2 separate regions of the Homo sapiens genome follow, and region 1 is linked to region 2. A link is a loop called in an ENCODE intact Hi-C map of the cell type or tissue named here. Cell type or tissue: left ventricle myocardium inferior. All regions are shown on one strand. Links, peaks and the distances in the headings refer to the core of each region. The heading gives the core; the rest is flanking DNA.

The links. Peaks named below come from ENCODE experiments on the same cell type or tissue, not always from the same donor. Only the 100,000 strongest peaks of a DNase experiment are listed, where the experiment ranks them.
Region 1: a loop joins it to region 2, with 3 times the contacts of the local background. A loop is called at or near these places in 64 of 110 quality-filtered maps.

Annotation. Positions count from the first base shown.
Region 1 is chr4:64,159,935-64,168,285 of GRCh38, forward strand. No RefSeq gene overlaps it. Among named protein-coding and RNA genes, the nearest start is that of TECRL, 250 kb to the right of the region's middle. In left ventricle myocardium inferior, for the core only: no CTCF peak of the experiment used is centred there; no DNase peak of the experiment used is centred there.
Region 2 is chr4:64,536,102-64,544,452 of GRCh38, forward strand. No RefSeq gene overlaps it. Among named protein-coding and RNA genes, the nearest start is that of TECRL, 130 kb to the left of the region's middle. In left ventricle myocardium inferior, for the core only: CTCF peaks have their summits at 2,280, 2,490 and 3,345 (motif pointing left); no DNase peak of the experiment used is centred there; H3K4me3 peaks cover 589 bases; H3K27ac peaks cover 951 bases.

The sequences.
Region 1 (8,351 bases), core at 106-8,105, 380 kb before region 2:
GAGCCAAGATCGTGCCACTGATCTCCAGTCTGGGCAACAGAGTGAGACTCAGTCTCAAAAAACAAACAAACAAACAAACAAAAAAACATATGTGATATGGATTGGCTCTGTGTCGCCACCCAAATCTCATCTCAAATTGGAATTCCCATGTGTTGGGAGAGGAGCCTGGTGGGAGATGATTGAACCATGGAAATGGAATAACTACTTGCTGTTTTTTTGATAGTGAGTGACATGAGATCTGGTTGTTAGAAAATGTGTGGCAATCCCGCCTTCCCTCTCTCTCTCCTGCTTTGCCATGGTAAGGTGTGCTTGCTTCCCCTTCGCCTTCCCCCATGATTGTAAGTTTCCTTAGGCTTCCCAGTCATGCTTCCTGTTAAGCCTGCAAAACTGCAATTCAATTAAACCTCTTTTCTTCATAAAATATCAGTCTCAGGTAGTTCTTTATAGCAGTGTGAAAACGGACTAATCCAATATGGTAGTTATTTTGAGAATTCAATGAATACTATCACTTTACTGAGAAAGAACTGATTATAAGGCCAGGACTTGGAGATATATTACAGTCTGGATAAGGAAGTATGATCACTTAACAAGTAGAAAGTATTTGATCGTCTGATATAATTTGGATGCCTCTTCCAAATCTCATGTTGAGATGTAATCCCCAGTGTTGGAGATGGGGCCCAGTAGGTTGTGTTTGAATTATGAGGGTAAATTCCTCATGAACGGCTATTTAGGCCATCCCCTTGGTGATAAGTGAGCTCTTTCTCTGAGTTTAAGGAAGTTCTGGTTATTAAGCAGTGTGTGGTCCCTCCCCACCCATTCTCTTTCTTGCTCTATTCTCATTGTATGATAGGTTTGCTCTGTCTTTGCCTTCTGCCATAATTGGAAGCTTCCTGAGACCTCCCCAGAAGCAGATGCCACTATGCTTCTTGTACAGCCTGCAAAACGATGAGCCAATTAAGCCTCTTTTCTTATAAATTACTTAGTCACAGGTATTTCTTTATAACAATGCAAGAACGGCCTAACACATCGTCTACATGAGAGTGTAAGTCAATGACTTTAAATTTGGTCTTTTTTAACATCTTTTTTTTTTCAGTAATTCTACATCATTTTATATTGGTTATCATAATACTTCTTAAAATTGTTTAAGAAAATTAGGAAATTTGATTACTGGCTATTTTGAGGCATGCTTTTTTATAGTTAGTAGCATAGAATTATGAAAACCTGAAATGCAATTGCGATGACCTTGAAAAGGATGTGTGTTCTGTGATTTTTTTATGTATGTATGAATGTATATATGCATGGATGGATGAATGGAGAGATGAATGAAAAGACAGATAGTTAGATAAGTGGATTTATTTTCTGAACTCCTTTACTAAAGAAGTCTTATTTAAAGAACTGCAGAAATCTTTTTTGAAACACTTTTTCATACAAATCATTATGATTTTCCTAGGAATTTAGTTTATTCTGCTTTTTGTTATTTTGTGAACATTTGTGTATGCAGAACTCTTTCCTCCTGTGTGATGTAAAGCATATATGCTGAAGTTTCAAGAGGTGATAAATGTATTGGCTATTAAATCAAGAATTTCTAATGTAATGCTTTAATAAATACTATAGTACATATGCGGTTATGATTAGTTGCCCTAGATTTATGCTAAATGACTTACTTTTATTATTCTTTATACGAAAGCAGATTTTCCTAAACCATGACTGCATGAAATAGAAAAAAAACATATAGTGTTGTCATATAGTGTTTGTTTTGCAAATCTGAAATTAAAGCAAAGCAGATTTAGGTATTATAAACACATACTTTTTAATCGATATTAAAAACTCACCTTTATTATTATTATTATTATTTTGCGATTTGAAAATTGGTGACTCGCTTTTTCTATTGTTTGCTAAATGTTACTTATTTTAAAATATGCAAATATAGATTGCTTATCTAATTTTATTAAATGCATAGGTTAAATATACATTTGCAGTATTAAATACACATTTGTAATTAAAATATTTATGGGACTATCATTAAAAAAAAGGACAAAAAGTGAGGTAGATTTTATTTCCAGAGTTACAAAAACTACCCATAATTAAGTTGTATCAAGTGTTTATTATAGGCTTGAAAATCCACAAAGTGCTTTTCAGTAAATTATAAAAAAAAATATAATATTTGAAATACTTTGCATTCTTACATTTACTTTATAAAAATGAAAATAGAAACCAAGAGATTTAAGGAAGTTGGCATCCCATTGCTTATTTTTGAGTGAGACTTGGATTTGATCTAAAGCATTTGGACACCAGAGCCCCAAAGGCCTGACTTTCACAAGGAAGGGCTGGGAAACATCAAAAAATTAATTCTTCATGCAACCTAGTCTAACTCTAATATTAAGGGTGTGTGTCACTCCTCAAATTCTTGTTCTCGGACTGGAAGAAATTATTTTTGGCTGCTTTCTCTTATTCCCTGAACTATATTTTTTTATTATTTGGATGCATAGTGAAGGTTCTTTGATGCTCTATTATGAATCTAGAATAATTTTCCTTGGGATAATAATTATCAAAGCATGGGATATGTTAGTATTTAAAATTATGCTTTTCTTCCACAAAAGAAAATGAAGATGGGATTGGGTTAAGCAGGGTATTTGAAGTCACAGTCTTGATCTATACAAAATCAAAAGAATCAAAACCAGAAGTTTTGACAACACACACACACATACACACACACATGCACACATACTAACACAAACATACCTAAATCTACAGAAAACCGATTACATTTACCTTAGAATGTATGCAGTTTTGCATTTATTAAGAATTTCCAGAAGAAAAATTTGTAAGAAAAGTCTAAATTATTATCATGTTGATGTATCTTTTGGCTAGGAAAAACAGATCAAAAATCTACTGTACAATTACAAAGGGAATTCATGAAGACATGCCCAGATGCTAATACAAAATACTATATTATTTAATAATCAACACTTAAATATACATGGTAGAAAAATATGATTAATTAAAGAAGAGAATCTGGATAAGTTAAGCTTAAGACAGTTTAAGAATAGTAACTGCAATGAGGGTACATGTGAAGGCATTGTTACAAGGTAATAGTAAGTCTGACTATAAAGACTATAATTTATGGGAATAGAATTTGGGAGATCATATTTTCCAAATCGTATGCCCTATCATTTGTACTGTCATAATTCAACACCCAACAGCAGTGACTTTATCTTTCCACAAATCTACAAGTAGTAAGTTATCATACATACAACATGGAATGTTGATCTTAGACTACATTTTCCCTTGTATGTTTACACAGTACAGTGAAACAGAGCTATCTGTTTGTTTTTAAGCAACTCCTTTAGATAACACAGAGAGTCTCATCACATATGACCATCTTGCTGAACTAACAATGAGATAAATACCATGATCAATATTTGACAATATGCAAATGCAGCAAATGGAACTAGATTCTATGTTGCCAACTGTGTAGGTCTGATGGCAAAAGAAACTATCTTTGTACCTACATTAAAGACAGCATGAGAACTTGCGTTGTCATAATTTAGTTTGTATTATATTTTGACTAAAGCTTTTATTAAGATTTCTGACAATTTAAATAAATGCTAATGGTGATGCGTAGCTATATTCTGTTGTCATATAAGGAAATTTCCTCATAAGGGAAAATTTAGAATTGCAAATAGCATGCTTTATCAAATATCTACTTATTATGATCTTGAAGAGATTACTCATCTGGGAAGTTTTAGAATGAGACGAAATGACTTCACACTACATTTAAAAGCTGAGTTTCTGTCAGTTGGGGAAATACTCCCTTTTCTGGAGGTGTCTTTGAAAGCTAATAGAGTAGATGTAATAGATTAGAAACCCAAGATAGACAGTACTACTGTTCTACAAACTTCCAGTGCCTACCTTTTTTTTCTTTTCTACTTGAAAATAAAGTTTCAACCCTCATGCACAAGTTTAGCTTAAAATATGTCAAACATATTTCAGTTGCACAACTATTTTAAATCCTGTCCTCCCATGGAGGCATGAGATCCCTTGTAAACAATTTAAATTCCTTTGCATAATTCCAACAGGGAGTAATGATTGGAGAAGGGCCTTGTATATCTTCTTAACCAGGTGAAACAAGGAATTCCTTGCAAGAGAATTTTTATTAAAGTTAATAGATTCTAGCAGCTATTAGTAGAGTGAGTTGTCAAAAGTATTTGATATGATCTTATTCAGCAAGCATCCATGGAGGAGATGTATCTCAGGTAGAAAGCAGTTCTAAGTTTGGGGTTGTTAGTAATCTTATGAGGTACTTCCTGAGAAGGGGGTTTCAATCTTTAAAAGTGATACAGCTTAAGATACCTTATAAAGGCCTATTATTGGTAATTACTTGTATTTTCATTTTATCTAAATGTCATAGAGGAAGAAGCCAAGAACATTATGAGCCTATGTTGTATTGGTTTTGTTTGTTTGTTAATAAATCCTGAATGCACGTCAAGAGATAGAGACCATCCTGGCCAACATGGTGAAATCCCATCTCTACTAAAACTACAAAAAATTAGCTGGGTGTGATGGCGTGCACCCGTAGTCTCCAGCTACTCGGGAGGCTGAGGCAGGAGAATCACTTAAATCCAGGAGGCAGAGGTTGCAGTGAGCTGAGGTCGCGCCACTGCATTCCAGCCCAGGCGACAAAACGAGACTCCATCTCCAAATAAATAAATAAATAAAGCCTGAATGAAATTTTCTTGTTTGGGATTGACGATTAACTTTATACTCTTTATGGGAAAATGTAAGGTGTTATATTATTATTATTTTATGTTTTCACAGTTTTCACCTGACATGATTTTTAAAATCTCAACTCTTTTTACCAGTGGTTCACCACCTGGCAGTGATGATCATTAAGAAAAACATACTGATTTATTTTCTTATCTAAAGTATGCAGTGGCAATAGAATTTACCGTATATAATACAATAAAATCATTTAAATATGTTTAACTGCTTTCCAGTAGACTTATTCAAAGACTGACTTCTGGGTCAAAGTTTTTATTTTCAGACAACAAATGCATACCCAGTAGTTTAGGCAGTAAAGGGTTTGTTGAGCAATGCTTGGAAGTTCACAGATTATTTGGATGAGCAGGAGCAACAAAATTTCTGGGAAGTTTTTACCAATGAACATTAGATGTCAGATGACCTGTGGTGAAAGAAAACTTAGGTTACCAAGCCCTTGCGTATACTTTATATTTGACACCAAAGAAACATTTTTTACCAGCATTGAACAAGCCTAAAGAAGCTGGTCTCAATCTGACTGCTTCTACAAGAAAGATACCATATCAGGCATGCTCTCCACAATAGAGCTCTTTTTCCCCCCTAGTTAACAAAGATCTTCTAGGTTATTTGTTAAGTTGATCCGTGGGATAAATGAATAATCAACTACTAGCAAAGAGCTCTGAGAGTGTAGCTATTTGGCTTGCCACTTCTGACCTGCTGTCTAATCTGACAAGCATACAATACCTTCTTGTATCTGTTTGCTAAGTGACTCTATCTGGCTTTACTCCATGCATTTGGGGGTCCATTGCAGAATCTCTCACTTCCATCCCTATTTTCCCGAGGACAGTTGATACAGAGGTTTTCCAGATTGTTGCTGTTTTCCTCACTAGTGCAATTTTCCTTTCCTTTCCTTTCCTGAAGGGAATGTTCTCAGACACATCTCCAGGGATATAATTAAAGAATAGTGAATGATTCACACATTTTTTCAACTTACATATCTCCTAGCATTTGGATTACTTCTCTATATAATTTATCATAATTTATGACATCTCAAATATTTTAGAATAAGCCAACATTAAGTACCAATCAACATTGTCTACCAATCAAATGAACAATTGCTATCATTCCCATCTGTTTCAGCTGTCTCTGATTATGTGTGTACATCTAGCATAAGTTTCTCTACTATAGATTTATTGTAATTCAGTTCTTTATAGGACCATAATCTTATTTCTTTCTACATCTTTTCATGGCTACAAAGAAAAATGTAATTCTTCCAAAGCAGTCTAGAGATTGCACAGTTCTTGGATTCTCCTTTTGTATAAGAACATAAAATGGCAGGCTTGAAATTGTCTTTCTTTAAGGTTTTCATAGCAGTTATATGTACTCAACCAGCTTATTCATTCTTATAATCTTTTTGACCAGAGTCATAATTTATAACAGCAAGTATTCATTCCACAAAATGGATTGCCTTGCTTTCAGTAGAAACATCAGGGTGATCCTTTATCTGTGAAAATTTAAAACAGGTGGAAAAATACTTCACTTACCATGTGGTAAAAACTATAAGAATTATAACTTTTGATGCTAATTTGGATATAACTTCTTCCAAAATTAACCAGATTTCTACTTTTCTCAAAGTCTTTTTGTCTGAAACCAGTCTTGGTACTTTTTATTTACCAACATAATTGGTTTCAGATACTAAAATTAGCTGTTTTAAACAGGAAGGAATTTTCTAAAATGAGATTAAAACAAATTATAAACTAATTCACAAAACTTTTGGCAGAGCTTAAAGAAAGTACCTGGCTGCATTTCTAGGGTGCCATCGAAGGTTGAGCTGTTGTTTAATGCTTGAGATATTTATAGACAGAATCACTTTGCCTTACCAGAGTCAGGAGGCTGCTGTTACTTCCGTTAATCAAGAACCGTGCTTTTCCTATTGCTATTTGTGCAGTTACCTCATTTTTCATTTCTTATTGCTTCTGTCTGAAATAAAATCTCATACTGATACATATAATCATTTGTTTAAAAAGGTTTTTCATGGTAATGAATAGCAAATGCTCACTCTAACATCTATCCAAAAAATACATAAACAATACATATAATTGAATACTTATACAACCAACAATCATGCAATAGTTGTTTCCATTTACTTTGGCATGTTAAATATAACAAATATTTTTATGTCCAGGAAAGGAAACAGAGAGCTGGCCAGGTTGCCATAATGCTATTTAACAAGCTTCACTGTGGGATCTGTAGATATGACACATTAAAGCATAGCAACAATTTCTGTAAAATCTTGAGAAAAATAAGCTATTAAAAGGTGTGTTTGCGTGTATACTCTCTATGTATTTCATTTCAGTGTTTGGTATCATACTACTACCACAAGTTCACCCTCTTACGCTGAGGAAAAAAAATGAAGTTTGAACATCTCTCCAACATTTCCTTTAATTTGAGATGAGTGTAAAATGATTTTTTTCAAATGAGGTCATGGGTAACCTGGTACTGCATCCCTGGAAAAAATGAAAGTGATTGGATTGGTTTCATGCACTTAACTTAAGCATGGCTAAAGATTGGAAAGAGAAGTTGTTGGATTATTTTTTATGGAAAAAGCTTTTTAAGTGACCTGACTCCATAGGGAGGTGTTTTTACAGGCTATTTGCTTTTTCTCCTTTATCATGTGAATACAGAAAATAGGCCAGGAGCTGCAGTGATCATCTTGTACTCAAGAACAAGATATTACTATATGTTTGGAATGACAAGCTAAGAATGGGTGATAAATTGCTCAGGACATTGTTTGCACACAAGTTCCAGGTTGCTTAAGCTTGAACTTACTTTAGAGAAATGAAAAAAAAATCAATATATTTTTAAGCCAGAGATTTCCAGTTCTCTGCTGCTAAGGCTGAATTTTATATTTAAAGTAAATTTTTAAAAAAAGTATATAGGGCCAGGTGTGGTGGCTCATTCCTGTAATCCTAGCACTTTGGAAGCGAAGGATCGTGCAAGTCCAGGTGTTCGAGACCAGTCTAGCAACGTGGCAAAACCAGTCTCTACAAAAAATGCAAAAATTAGCCGGGTATGGTGATGGTCGCCTGCAGTCCCAGCTACAAACAGTGCTGAGGTGGGAAGATCACCTGAGCCCGGGAGATTGAGGCTGGGGTGAGCCTGGATTGTGCCACTGCACTATGGCCTGAGTAACACAGTGAGACTGTCAAAAAAAAGAAAAAAAAAAAGCAATCTCCACACTTAGAATGAAACCAGTAATTGTTTTGTAATTTTGTTTTATTTTATTCTCTTTCTTTTTTATTTTTCACTCTCATGTTGAAAGTGGAAGCTATGGAAGCACAGAGCATTTTTCATTTCATTTTCTCCTCCCCTTGCATCTTCAAGTTTACTTTAATTCAGCACCTCAGGGTTATTAATCATTTTTTATTTCTTCTGTTTAAAAGATAATGAGAAGAGAAATATCTTTGGGCTTTTTTGTTTCAACAATCAGCTAAGCTTTTGAACATATTGGAGCTTGAACTTTCCATGAAGTAAAGTATTTAACGGAATTTAAATGGTCTAATTAAAGAGAGTTATTTGGCATTTTCCAGAGC
Region 2 (8,351 bases), core at 125-8,124:
ATAAATATCTATTGAATGAATGGATGAAATTACTCATATTTGATATTTGTGAATATAGAGTCAGCTATAGGTAAAATTATCATTCACTTCCTATTTAAGATGCAAAATTTCTTTTGTAGAAGAGTCCATAAGAAAAATAGGGAGATTACACTCAGTATCTGCTGTTATGTCTGTTTAAATTGAAAAATTGTTGTATAAGAAGTGGCTCTCTTCAGAGCTTCCTTGCAAGTTTGTGAGTTCAACTTCCTTGTGAGTTTGTGAGTGTAAGTTTCCTTGTGAGTTTGTGAGTTCATGAATTTGGTTGCCTACTGTGTACCTATAAATATGTAGACAGTACTTTCTTCCAGGGATCTAAACCCACTCATTCTTAGATGGTATGACTGATGATCTATAATTTGTGCAAATAATTAAGTGGAATTTCACAGAATCAGGGCCATTAGCTTGTACACATCAGGCTGTTGCTAATATTATCTTTGTTTCCATGATTATACTTGATATTATTCAGTATAATTTTGTTACTAAGTTTTCTCTTGGATTTCCTCTGCAAAACTTTTTTCTCAAAATGATACACTACTTACGTTCTGACTACTAAAAATTTGTGTGCTTTTCTTTTTCTTTTTTTTTTTCTTTTTGCTAGATATGAGGATCTCACTGTGTTGCCCAGGCTAGTTTCGAACTCTGGAATCAAGCAATTCCGCCACTTCAGCCTCCACAGTGCTGGGGTTACAGGCATAAGCCACCATGACCAGTTTGGTTGCTTTTTTTTTTCTTAACTCTAAGATAAAATGTTCTTTCTTGCTGTAGTTTACGTTGTTTTCCTATTGTCTTTATAAGTGACTATCCCATGCCTTCCTTTTAATACTCTCAGATACGTAACAGTAATTAGTTGTTGGTTTTTTACTTGTGCATATATGCCTTGAGAGAGAAAGCAATATATCAGGGCTTAAAGTGAATTGATAAGCCAAAGTCCTATTCCTTGTCATTCTTTCTAGCTAAGAATGCTTCATAGCAAACATTGTTTAAGCTGCTTTAAAAATCTAAATATGACATCTGTAGCATGTCTGAATCTTGTAGCCACTTGAATACTTCTAAAATTCTAAATTCTAGAGAAATGAATCATCATTTAATCATCCAATAAGAAGTACAGTGAATTGGTATGAAACCAATAGATCAAAAAATAATGGATACTTGGGGGAAAAATTATATAGCACTTACTTGCTGCAGAATATGGTGTCCATAGCCGGGTACATCATTATCATCATTATCATCATCATCATCATCTTAGCAAAGGAGCTATGACACATTTGTCTATATGCCCGGGGCTTTGTGACATTCTAATCTGTATTGTGAGACACAGATTTAGATTTTCATTCTTTTACAAACATCTCTGCTGTCAGAATCCTGACCAAGCAGCAAATAATTAAAAGAGTGACATCAGAACTGAAATGTAGTTGTTTCTCGACCAAAATTATTTATTTGGTAAGTGTAATAACACTTTAATGGATTGTATTTGAAGCTAAAATTTAAGTTTTATCTGTATCAATTATCTGTGCATTTTGAACTAAATGCACTATTTACAAAACTAATTTTTCCTGAATACGCTGAAAACTACACTAGCTTTCCAAGGTTCTGGGCTTTCTCTCAGGAAGTAATTTATTCACATATAATAAATTAGTTCATAAAATGCTCAAGTTTTGATAGAATATACCTATATATGTTTTTTAAAAGAATATACCTGTATATGTCATTTCTACCTCTAATGGTTTTCTATTTTAAAACAAAAATTTTGCGAACACAAACAGTAAATACATATATCTAAATAAATTTGAGGAAAATAACTAATGTGTAGAGAAACCAGAACATTTAAAAATAAAAAAGACTAGAGAAGAAAGTAATTTTACTTTCCCTAACTTCCTTTCTTTCATATTTATTTTTGAAATAAAATATTTTTGAATCTAAGTAAAATTTAAAGAAAGGAAGTTAGGGAAAGTAAAATTAATCAAGTCAGAAATGAAGGAATCTAGAAGAGGTAATATATTAAAGATGACTGTCAAAGCACTTTTAGAATTTTAAAGAAATGTTCCTCGCTCCAGAACTATTTGACCCTCCAGCTACACAGGTTTCTTCACACTTATGCCACGTGCCATCGAACTGCTTTAAAGTAATGGTAAACCTAAGTGGAAAATTACTTTTTAGGCCAATATTGGTCTAAAGCCCATTCAAATTCTTGTCTTACTGTCCTGGCATATGCTCCTACTTCTGCTCTTCCTTTTTTTTTTTGAGATGGAGTCTTGCTCTCTTGTCAGGCTAGGGGGCAGTGGTGCGATCTCGGCTCACTGTAACCTCCGACTCCCGGTTTTAAGCGATTCCCCTGCCTCAGCCTCCTGAGTAGTTGAGACTACAGGTGCCCACCACCATGCCCAGCTAATTTTTTTTGTGTGTTTTAGTAGTGACAGAGTTTCACCATATTGGCCAGAATGGTCTGGATCTCCTGACCTCATGATCTTCCCGCCTTGGCCTCCCAAAGTGCTGGGATTACAGGCGTGAGCCACCGCGCCTGGCCCTGCTCTTCCTTTTATCTCTTTAAATAGTATTTCTTTTTCAACTGCAAAACAAAGATCTTGCAGCATTTCCTGGAATACTTCAAACTTGTTTTGGCTATCCATCGTTCTCTTCTCCAACCGGGCAGAAAAAAATTGCAGTTATTGAAATGTCACTTCAGACATTCCAGTCCTTTCACAAAGCCGGAAAAGTGATTAAAGGCAAATGGTAAATAAACCCTTAAAGCTTCTAAGCCGTTATGGATCCGTCTCCACAGCTTCCAATGACTTCTGTTTGAAAGAAGCTTCAGAATAATTCCAAATCAATAATGGGCAGGGCTGCAATGAAATGATATCTTGGATTGTATTGTTTGGCTTTTCTTGCTATTTTGGAGACCCTGAAAATGAAGGACAACTAAACGTGTTCTTAGCTCCTTGTGAAAAAATGGAGTTTCATTGTTTGTTATTAAAGTGATGATATTTTTCAGGCCCGGGTCATCAGATGCAGAAAATATGTGAAATTTTCCACAATACTTTAGCCATAATAAAAGAGAAAGGACAGATTATTAGATTTTTGTTTGTAGTCAATGCATTTGTAAATCAATTTGCCACGTTTTTAGTTTGAATACTCTTCTCACTCCAGTTAATGGCTTTCCTGATGTCATTAGAAAACTACACCTTTTTATTATAATTATTATTACCAACTAACCACCTAAATTTCTATTGGAAAACATTAACTAGAACACATGTGGATAGCAGCTTGCTTGTCTGTGAATATCCTAAAGTGCTGGGGTAAGGCTGCCACCTAGTGGAATAACAGCAACACTGGTGAAATAAAAGATCATCTGGTTAACGACAATAGCTATACCACGGTTTTCACATATCCTCAAGTGCTACAATTTATGAAAAAATAATAATAATTAAAAAGTAGTATTACTTATTTACCCTGAAATATTAGGGAACTTGTTTTCTTTGAGGTGTATGTGTGTGTTTGTAAGCAAAACAAGCAGGAATGTGAAAATTACGATTATTCAAGACCATGAAAATTAAACTTGTCAAGTAATAAGTAATTTTTTAACTAACAAACAAATAAGAAAATAATATCTCTATTTTTGCTCTTGGTGTTTTCCTATTTTTCTCAAGGAGTAATATTGTTTTAAGACCCTTATATACAGTTAAGTCCAATACAGAAAAACATTGAAGAACCTCTGCCTTCCCATCTAAATCATTACATTTCCTCATCCACCTCTCAAAAGCAATTTTGTTAAAGAATAAAGGTGTTTCTTTCAGAGTCTCAAAATAAGTATGCAAGGGTGATGCCAGCTCCTTGGGTGTAAGAAATGGTTCATTCATCCTTATTTCCAGCATATATAGAACTTGGAAATTAAAAGATGTTTCAGCAAATTATTGGTACACGTTTATGTATACATGGTTTGAAATCTTTAAGAGGCTTTGTAAAATATGTGCATTGTAAAATATCATAGTACCTGCACATTTTAAGTATACAGGAATTTTATTAAGTTAGCTATATCTGTGTGATACATATAGAGAGGACAGACAAAAGACAGTATATTTCAACCCTTTAAAAACATTAAATTTCTGGATGTTTTAATTGTACAATTTTATAAACATTACATAATTATAATATGTTATACATGATGCCATAATGATCAAAGAGCACAATGATTGTAGTGTGTAGTAAATCTTATAACGGTCTGTGGAATTTTATTTGTTTTGTTAAAATTATACCTAAAAACTGAAATAAATCACGTTTTAAGAAATTTGGGGGGTCAACTGCTTAGAAATGTCTAAGGTTATCTAGTTTTGAAGATTATTTGTGAATATTGACTCTTCTAGTCCTTTGTATTATAATATAGTTATTTTAATTAAATGATAATTTTAAAGTGGGAAAAATATTAGGCTGCTACATCTCTATGCTACCACCACATTCAATCTTTTGTAGACTCCCCAGCTTGAGAATGCCATCTCTCATTTTAGAGATTTCTACTTTGTATATGATCAAGGCCAAAATTCTTGACAAACCATGTAAGGGCTTTCATCACTTGGCTCCTACCTGCTTTAGTATCTTAAACTCCAACATTCTCCAAACCTACACACAACACAAGTCAGCTCACAGAGAGCTCTGTTTTCCAGTCAAATTGTGGAACATCTCCTACTGTATTTTGTCCTGTTGCTTCCTCTCGGACTGACAGTGCTGCCTCCTTTGTTGAGCAAAAGCCAAACTTATTGAAGAACAAAAGTAAGGGATGCTATTGTCAAATGAAAAGGAAAGTAGATTCTAACCCCGATTCCTTAGAGTTACATGGACTTTTATAAGTAATGTATCGTCATTGCATTTCAATTTCCTCAAGGTTTTAATTGTTGACTCAGGAACAATATGCTTGTGTAAAGGGGTTGGAAGAAAATAAATGCTCATTAAATGCTACACACATTGGTCTCTTACCAAAATTTGTTTTCCGAGTAACTTTCTGTGTAAAACTCTCTCTGAGCTGGTGAAACATTTTAGCAAAATGGGCCACAAATCTTTTGAGATACTTTTATTATTTACTTAAATATTTGTATATGTCTTCTTTGAAAAATATAACATTCTTAGGAGGGAGAGCCTTGAGAGTTTAATTTACTACCATATTCCTAATGGTTAGCATATATTCGATGCTTACAAAGATGAACTGCCCTCTCCTCCACTGCTTCATAATGGTCACGGTGTCTCTTCTCTAGGTGTAAGAAGCACCTAGAAACATATTTTGGAGCATTAAAATTGGGAATAAATTGTATTTTTAACAAAATGAATTGTAATTATATAAGAACATGTTAATAGTGGATTACAATCACAAAAAGGATTGAAAGCTTTGCTTTGCCTCTCATAAAGCTTAAAAGACGCAAATTGCAAAATTAGCCCGCAGGAACTTTGAAAACATCTCAATATACCATATTTCTGCTCTGCAGAGCTTCCAGTTTTTAATGTCTAGTAACAAATAACCTGTTATTTATACAGAACAATCATCTCACAATCTGTTCACTTGTTTTCATATAGTTACTATTTTAAGTCAGGCACTTTCCACTTCCCAAATCTTGTACCAAACTCTTACGTTTCCATAATTTTAAATCAGATATTCACGTCTAATTTCTGCCTCTCCATTGCGAATAAATGTGAACCTGGGAAAGTCAATCCTTAAAATGAATCCCAAGTGGCTGAGACTAAAGTCAAATACAACCAAATGGCTGTTTGCTGACTAGAGGTTACACACATACTCTGAATTCCCAGAAAACCCACTACTTCTGTTTAACTTTGGGACTTTCAGAACTCACATGACCAACTAATCAGAGTGCATCTTCCTTGACCAATCATGGCTTTCCAAGTTTGGATGCTTCATTTGAATAAATGAACCTGATTGGGAACCTGGGCTGGAACTTTCTCTTTAAAAATCAAGCCCTGCTTTTTTTCTCTGGAAAGCACCTTCCTTTTACACCAAAGGTTTTCTTCCTGGTTTGCAAACTGTTCACAGGAATAAAGTCTTCCCTCCAAATTCTTTTTCATGGAACTTTTGTTCACACCATTAATAACCCCAGATAATATATCTAACAGAATATTTATCCTTGTTCCAGTGTGCTTTTAGTGTGTTTGTTTTCTTTCAGGCTGAAGATCTTTATTCTGACTCAGAGTCAAGTACTCTATGCAACAGGTCTTGCCATTCCAGGAGCTGGCATGAAAACAACAAACAATTTGTTATTATTAATAATTCTCTAGCTTAATGAAGAAACTAAACTGGAGAAACAGCTCATTAGTGTGGTTTAAGCTTGAGTTGTGGCATAAAAACAGAATTTGAACTCCAGATTCGCAAATTACTAGCTTTCTGCATTTGGTCAAATTACTTAACTTCTGTAAGCCTCATTTTCCTCATTAATAAAATGTAAATACAAATACACTGTATATTTTGATGTTATTGTTAGAATTAAATGAGAAACAACTATGTGGATTGTGTATAGTACAAAGTCTGAAGTGTAGTGTGTGGTATAATTGACTACAATATAGTGTACTACTGTTATTTACATGGTAATGAATGTTTTGATAGTGTTATTGTTTAAATATCCCTAAGTCTAAGCTTATTGAAATTTTATATTGAAAAATATGTTAAAATATGCTTTAAAAATTTTGATGACTATATCCACTATTTCACTTGTTTAACATTAGTAATAATAGCAATTTTTAGAAACTACTAACCAACTTTATCAACAGAAGCATATTATATTACTCTACCTTCGTAACCCACACATGAGATAAGCAGAGCACGTATTAATATGCTTTTAAAATAAAAGAGAAAAAAAGTGTTCAAAAAGCTGCATATGTTATACAAAATTACAAGTAAAGAATAGAACCAAATTTTTCTGTTGTCTAGTAACCCAAGTTATTTGGTTTTAATACTATGTATTTTTCTATTTAAAATAAAATTGAACATTTATTTATCTAATACTTGTTTATATAATTTCAATATATTAACTTATTTATTATCACAAAATGTAACTTAACCAATTAAGTATTTGTATTCTCTCCAGTTTAAGGGATGAGGCTCTTTAGAAATCGAGGAAAATTACCCTAGGTCATTGACCCATTATGAAGAAAATACAAGATCTGAGCCACATAGTCCAACGATAGAACTAAACTTTTCAGTATTATGGTATACTGCTTATTATAAATCCATGGAAAGTTTATTTCCCATATTGGCATTATTTGAAATTAAAAATTAAATCATGGGACTAAAATCAAAACATTGAATCACTGCCAATCTACAACTGAAACAAAGCAGTGATAATTTTCTAAAAATGCTCTCTTAAATTGCATGTGCAAACTATGAGTTTATGATTATGGCCCCATTTGAGAATTGCCAATTTACAGAGCTGTGGTATATACTTAAATAAAAATCTATACTTAAAAGCAGTTAAATATTATCTGCATTTACACAGTGGCAATTACTAACTACAATAGTGTACAGTAATTCAAATGCAAATATAGGGTTATCTCAAAGTAACAAAACTAGTAAACTATGGCTTCAGTCACACATTGAATTAGAAAACAAAGAGTACAGTGAATACTCTGGAGGCATCATGCATGTGCTGTTGTCTAAAAAATAAAAAATATGGAAATGCTGTTTAATGAACTGAGGCCATTCTTTAAATCAAAAGAGTTATCATTTGGAGTTTGAATTATGCAAGTCAAAAAAGTATTCTCTCAATACATATCTGACAGAAATGAATATGCTTTATCTAATAGTCAGCAGCTCCAACTCTTATTATCCAGGGGAACTAACAGAAAGCACAAAAAAGGCAGACAGTTGCTAAATGCATATAAAAATACAGCTCTTACTCAAATTAACTAATTTTACATTTTGAGAGTTTTAAGAGCTATCTAAGAACTTTTACTTAATGCTCACAACTACCCACTAGATTATTATTATCCCTGTTTTCTAGAAAAGAAATTCTGACTTATGGAACAATAAAATTGTTAAAATGAATAAATGCAAATATAGGGATAGACATCTAGTATATAATACATGTAAGATCGAAACTGGTATCATGGCCGGGCACTTTTCAACCCAAAAGCAGATCTAAAATTCCCCAGCAAAGACATCCAAAAGATGATCAAAAGCAAATAAAGTAAAAGCAGAAGTGAAAGCAGGATAAATGGTACTTTTGCCTAAAATTTTCCTTGAATACAAATTCAATAAGAGATTAAAATATTGTTTTAAATTTATTTATAGGTTTTTTTATTCCCGCTTGCTTATTGTGTTTTAT